2 separate regions of the Homo sapiens genome follow, and region 1 is linked to region 2. Evidence: read pairs that join two places in POLR2A ChIA-PET (ENCODE). Cell type or tissue: CD4-positive, alpha-beta T cell. All regions are shown on one strand. Links, peaks and the distances in the headings refer to the core of each region. The heading gives the core; the rest is flanking DNA. Region 1 overlaps ZNF101 (zinc finger protein 101). Region 2 holds the start of LOC124904663 (a long non-coding RNA gene).

The links. ChIA-PET counts read pairs that join two places held together with the same protein. Peaks named below come from ENCODE experiments on the same cell type or tissue, not always from the same donor. Only the 100,000 strongest peaks of a DNase experiment are listed, where the experiment ranks them.
Region 1: POLR2A ChIA-PET joins it to region 2 with 5 read pairs; 1 of 35 experiments calls an interaction of 5 or more read pairs at or near these places.

The regions. Positions count from the first base shown.
Region 1 is chr19:19,671,661-19,674,461 of GRCh38, reverse strand. All of the region lies in intron 1 of ZNF101 (zinc finger protein 101), which reads right to left. Among named protein-coding and RNA genes, the nearest start is that of ZNF101, 4.2 kb to the right of the region's middle. In CD4-positive, alpha-beta T cell, for the core only: no CTCF peak of the experiment used is centred there; no DNase peak of the experiment used is centred there.
Region 2 is chr19:20,419,804-20,422,604 of GRCh38, reverse strand. LOC124904663 (a long non-coding RNA gene) reads left to right here and starts at 2,462. Exons shown (of 2, transcript XR_007067167.1): 1 at 2,462-2,478. It also overlaps the pseudogene ZNF826P. In CD4-positive, alpha-beta T cell, for the core only: no CTCF peak of the experiment used is centred there; no DNase peak of the experiment used is centred there.

The sequences.
Region 1 (2,801 bases), core at 122-2,621, 750 kb after region 2:
GCTCACGCCTGTAATCCCAGCACTTCGGGAGGTCGAGGCGAGTAGATCACTTGAGGTGAGAAGTTCAAGACCAGCCTGACCAGCATGGTGAAACCCCATCTCTACTAAAAATACACAATCAGCCAGGTGTGGTAGCCCACACCTGTAGTCCCAGCTACTCGAGAGGCTAAGGCAGGAGAATCACTTGAACCCAGGAGGCAGAGGTTGCAGTGAGCTGAGATCACACCATTGTACTCCAGTCTGGGCAACAGAGGTAGACTGTCTCAAGACCAAAAAAGTCAGCTACATTTATATGCACCAAAACTGAATAATGTGAAAAAGAAATTAAGAAAACAATACCACAAACAATAGCACCAAAAAGAATTGAATAGGCCAGGCGCGGTGACTCACATCTGTAATCCCAGCACTTTGGGAGGCAAAGGCAGGTGGATCAAAAGGTTAGGAGTTCAAGACCAGCCTGGCCAAGATGGTGAAACCCCGTCTCTACTAAAAATACAAAAATTAGTCGGGCGCGGTGGCAGGCACCTGTAATCCCAACTACTTGGGAGGCTGAGGCAGGAGAATCGCTTGAACTCAGGAGACAGAGGTTGCAGTGAGCTGAGATCGCACCACTGCACTCCATCCTGGGCAACAAAGCAAGACTCCATCTCAAAATAATAATAATAATAATAATAATTTAAAAAGCCTCAACAAATATAAAACCCAGGACACCAAATAGCCCAGACTGGGCGACAGAGTGAGACTCTGTCTCAAAAAAAAAAAAAAAAAAAAAAAGAATTGAACGCTTAGAAATTACAAAACCAAGAAGTCGAAAGACTACTTGTACACTAAAAACAACAAAATGTTGCTGAATGAAATTAAAGACAAATTGAAAAATATCTTGTGTTCATGTGTTCGAAGACTTTACATTATTTGGCCAGGTGCGGTGGCTCATGCCTGCAACCCTAGCACTTTGGGAGGCCGAGGTGGGTGGATTACAAGGTCAGGAGTTCAAGACCAGCCTGGCTAACATGATGAAACCCTGTCTCTACTGAAAATACAAAAATTAGCCAGGTGTGGTGGCACGTGCCTGTAATCCCAGCTACTCCGGAGACTGAGACAGAAGAACTGCTTGAACCCAGAAGGTGGAGGTTGCAGTGAGCCGAGATCATGCCACTGAACCCCAGCCTCGGCGACAGAGCAAGACTCCAATTCAAAAAAAAAAAAAAAAAAAGCCAGCACATTGGCTCATATCTGTAATCCCACCACTTTGGGAGGCCAAGGCAGGCAAATCACCTGAGGTCAGGAGTTTGAGACCAGCCTGGCCAACATGGTAAAATCCCATCTCTACTAAGAATACAAAAAAAAAAATTAGCCAGGCGTGGTGGCATGCGCTTGTAGTCCCAGCTACTCAGAAGGCTGAGGCAGGAGAATGGCTTGAAACCAGGAAGTGGAGGTTGCAGTGAGTCAAGACCGTGCCACTGCATTCCAGTCTGGGTGATAGAGCAAGACTCTGTGTCAAAGAAAAAAAAAAGACTTTACATTATTTGGAAGGTACTACTACCCAAAATGATCTGCAAATTCAATACAATCCCTATCAAAATCCCATGTCTGGTTTTTTTTGTTTTGTTTTCTTTTTTCAGAAATAAAAATACCAGCCAGTCACAGTGGCTCATGCCTATAATCCCAACACTTTGGGAGGTCGAAGTGGGAGGATTGCCTGAGCTCAGGAGTTTCAGACTGGCCTAGCCAACATGTTGAAACCCCGTGTCTACTAAAAATACAAAAAATTGGCTGGGCGTGGTGGCAGGTGCCTGTAATCCCAGGTACTTGGGAGGCTGAGGCAGGAAAATCGTTTGAACCTGGGAGGCAGAGGTTGCAATGAGCTGAGATCGTGCCACCGCACTCCAGCCTGGGCAACAGAGACCCCCCCCGCCAAAAAAAAAGCCCGTTCTAAAATGCATATAGGGCTGAATGTGATGGTTCACGCCTGTAATCCCAACACTATGGGAGGCCGACGCAGGAGGACCATGAGGTCAGGAGTTCGAGACCAGCCTGGCCAACATGGCGAAACCCTGTCTCTACTAAAGCTAAAAAAAATTAGCTAGGTGTGGTGGAGGGCACCTGTAATCCCAGCTACTCAGGATTCAGCTACCGGGTTCAGCTACCGGGCGTGGGGGAGGGCTGAGGCAGGAGAATCACTTTAGCGGAGGTTGTAGTGAGCCAAGATTGTACCATTGCACTCCAGCCTGGGCAACAGGGCAAGACTTTGTCTCGAAAGTAAAAAAATAAAATAAATAAATTTATAAATATATATATAATCATACATAAAATTTATAAATATATATAATCATACAACTTATAAATATATATATAATCATACATATAATTTATATATATATATATATACACACACACATTTTTTAAGATGGGGGTCTCACTATATTGCCCAGGCTGGACTTGAACTCCTGGGCTAAATCGATTCTCCCGCCTCAGCCTCTCAAGTACCTAGAATTACAGGTGTTTGCCAGTGTTCCTGCCCTCAGTTCATCTTGAATTGCTGTTACAAGCCGTTGAAGTCAATTTTTAGAAAAGAACAAAGCCTACTGAAATTTTTCTTGAAGTCTGAAAATGTCTCGTGAATAAAATGATTATGATGTAAAAAGCATACGTTGAAAAATATCTGCCGGGCACGGGGGCTCACGCCTGTAATCCCAGCACTTTGGGAGGCCGAGGCGGGCGGATCACGAGGTCAGGAGATCGAGACCATCCTGGCTAACACGGTGAAACCCCGTCTCTACTAAAAATACAAAAAATTAGCC
Region 2 (2,801 bases), core at 195-2,694:
AAGTATTGCAATAGGAGAAAGTATCAACTTACTATAAGGTCTTTGTGGCTTGCAAAACTGTAGGCACAAAAGGACTTTCTTTCCTAAGGAGGATTAAACAAGATTAGAAAGGAGGTGGGAAGGGAATGGCAAATGGAGGGTGAAAAGGTCAGATTTTAGATCACAGAATGTCTTACCCTGAAATCAGCATGTTCTTAGGAGGGACGTAAATGGGGTTGTATGTCGACTCAGACCGAGGGTAGCTCAAAGTTCAGGAGCCTGACGGAGGGAGATAAACTTAAGTAAATTTCATTAAGAATTACTTTATTTTAGGCCAGGGGTGGTGACTCACGCTTGTAATCCCAGCAGTTTGGGAGGCCGGGGCAGGCGGATTACCTGAGGTCAGGAGTTCAAGACCAGCCTTCCCAACATGGTGAAACCCTGTGTCTACTAAAAATACAAAAATTAGCTGAGCGTTGTGGCGGGCGCCTGTAGTGCCAGATACTGGGAAGGCTGAGGCAGGAGAATTTCTTGAACCTGGGAGGCGAAGGTTTCACTGAATGGAGATGGCGCCACTGCACTCCAGCCTGGGCAGCAGAGCAAGACTCGATCACACCAAAAAAAAAAAAAATTGACCACTGAAGAAAAAATCAGCTGATTTTTATAATGAGAAATAGGAGAAAATGTGCAGAGAGTGTGTTTGCCTGTGTGATAGGTAAGAAAAAAGAGCACCATTGAAGTCATAAGGTGAAGGGTGTTTCCATAAACTGTTCCTGGAGTACACAAAGGATGGACAATTTATTTTTTATTTATTTATTTATTTAGACGGAGTCTCGATCTCTCACCCGGGCTGGAGTGCAGTGGTGCAATCTCCAGTCACTGCAAGCTCTGCCTCCCGGGTTCATGCCATTCTCCTGCCTCAGCCTCCTGAGTAGCTGGGACTACAGGCGCCTGCCACCACTCCCGGCTAATTTTTTGTATTTTTAGTAGGGATGGGGTTTCACCCTGTTAGCCAGGATGGTCTCGATCTCTGATCTCGTGATCCACCCTCCTCGGCCTCCCAAAGTGCTGAGATTACAGGTGTGAGCCACCGTGCCCGGCTGGAGAATTTTATTAATCACAAACATTTTTCATGATTATCTATGTGTTTCATCTTTCCCCATCTCTTTTCTTTGTTCTATGCATTTCTTCCATTTGGCTTTTCCTGGGCTGCATCTTATATATTAAACCGGTAAACATAACTACAGTGTTTTGATGAGTTCTGTGAGTAGCTCTACCAAATCATTGAACTTCAGGGAGGTTTTGGGAGTCCCCAGTTTTCAAACAGTAGCTCAGAAGCGTAGATGGGCCCATGGGGTTTGTGACTGGCATCTGCAGTGAGGACAATGTTGTGGAACTGAGCCCTGAATCAGGGTCTGTGCTGACTCTGGGTGGTGTCAGAATTTAAATGTTAGACAATTAGTTGTTGGAGAATTGTTTGATGCTCAGCAAACTCTACAGATTTGGTGCCAGAAAAAAGATATCACAGAGGCCTGGACTGGAACAAAGCTCTGGGTGTTTAGAAATGGGAGGCTCTGCTCTCCTGTACACAGGCTGTCACATTGCCCATTGTCCTGTGATTCCAGGTCTTCTCCCAGGGTGACAGAGGACTGAAAACTCAGAAGAAGCTCTTATGACAGACCCCTTTTCTTGCAGCTGCTACTACAGGATTCCCACCCACTCACAAACACACACACTAGAAATTGAGGTATCCACACTTCTCCCAGGACTCGGCACCACCCTCAAGAACTTCACCATGGCATTTTTGATCCTAGTGTTTCTTGCCAAGAACCCAAAAATCTCTACAAGTCTCCTGGCATATCCCCACCCCTAGATACTAAATTTGCAGCAGCAACCTGTTTTCTCCACCAGCCTAGGGTCTGGGCCACCTGTTTGTAATTTCATCTACCTGCATTCACACAGAAATAAATCAGAGTACAGCCCCACCTGGGCTACTATCTATAGTGAAAAGCAGTCCATGCACCTACATTGCACTCTCCCCCACCTTGGAGTATTTTTTTCTTTTAGGTTTTATTTGTGATTCGGTGTACATGTGTGGGTTTTTTATACAGCTAAAATTATGTCATGGGGGTTTGGTGTGCAGATTATTTTGTCATTGAGGTCCTACCCATAGTACCAAACAGGTATGTTTTCTGATCCTCTTAGTTCTCCCACCCTCCACCCTCAACTAGGCCTCAGTGTCTCTTGTTCTCCTCTTTGTGTTCATGTGTTCTTATTATTTAGCACTTACTTAAATAATAACATGCATTTGGTTTTCTGTTTCTACATTAGTTTTATTTATTTATTTATTTGTTTCATTTTGTTTTGTCTTTTGAGATAGAGTTTTGATCTTATTGCCCAGGCTGGAGTGTAATGGTGCGATCTTGGCTCACGGCAGCTTTTGACTCTCAGGTTCAAGCAATACTCCTGCCTCAGCCTCCCAAGTAGCTGGGATTACAGGTGCACACAACCATGCCTAGCTAATTTTGTATTTTTAGTAGAGACGGGATTTATCCATGTTTATCAGGCTGATCTTAAACTCCTGACCTCAGGTGATTAGCACACCTCAGCCTTTAAAAGTGCTGGGATTACAGGTGTGAGCCTCCGCACCCAGCCTTTGCCTACTTTTTTTTTTTTTTTTTTTTTTTTTGCAACAGTTTTGCTCTTGTCACCCAGGCTGGATTGCAATGACGTGATCTCAGCTGGCTGCAACCTCTGCCTCCACCTCCTGGGTTTGAGCCATTCTCCTGCCTCAGCCTCCTGAGTAGTTGGGAGTACAGGCA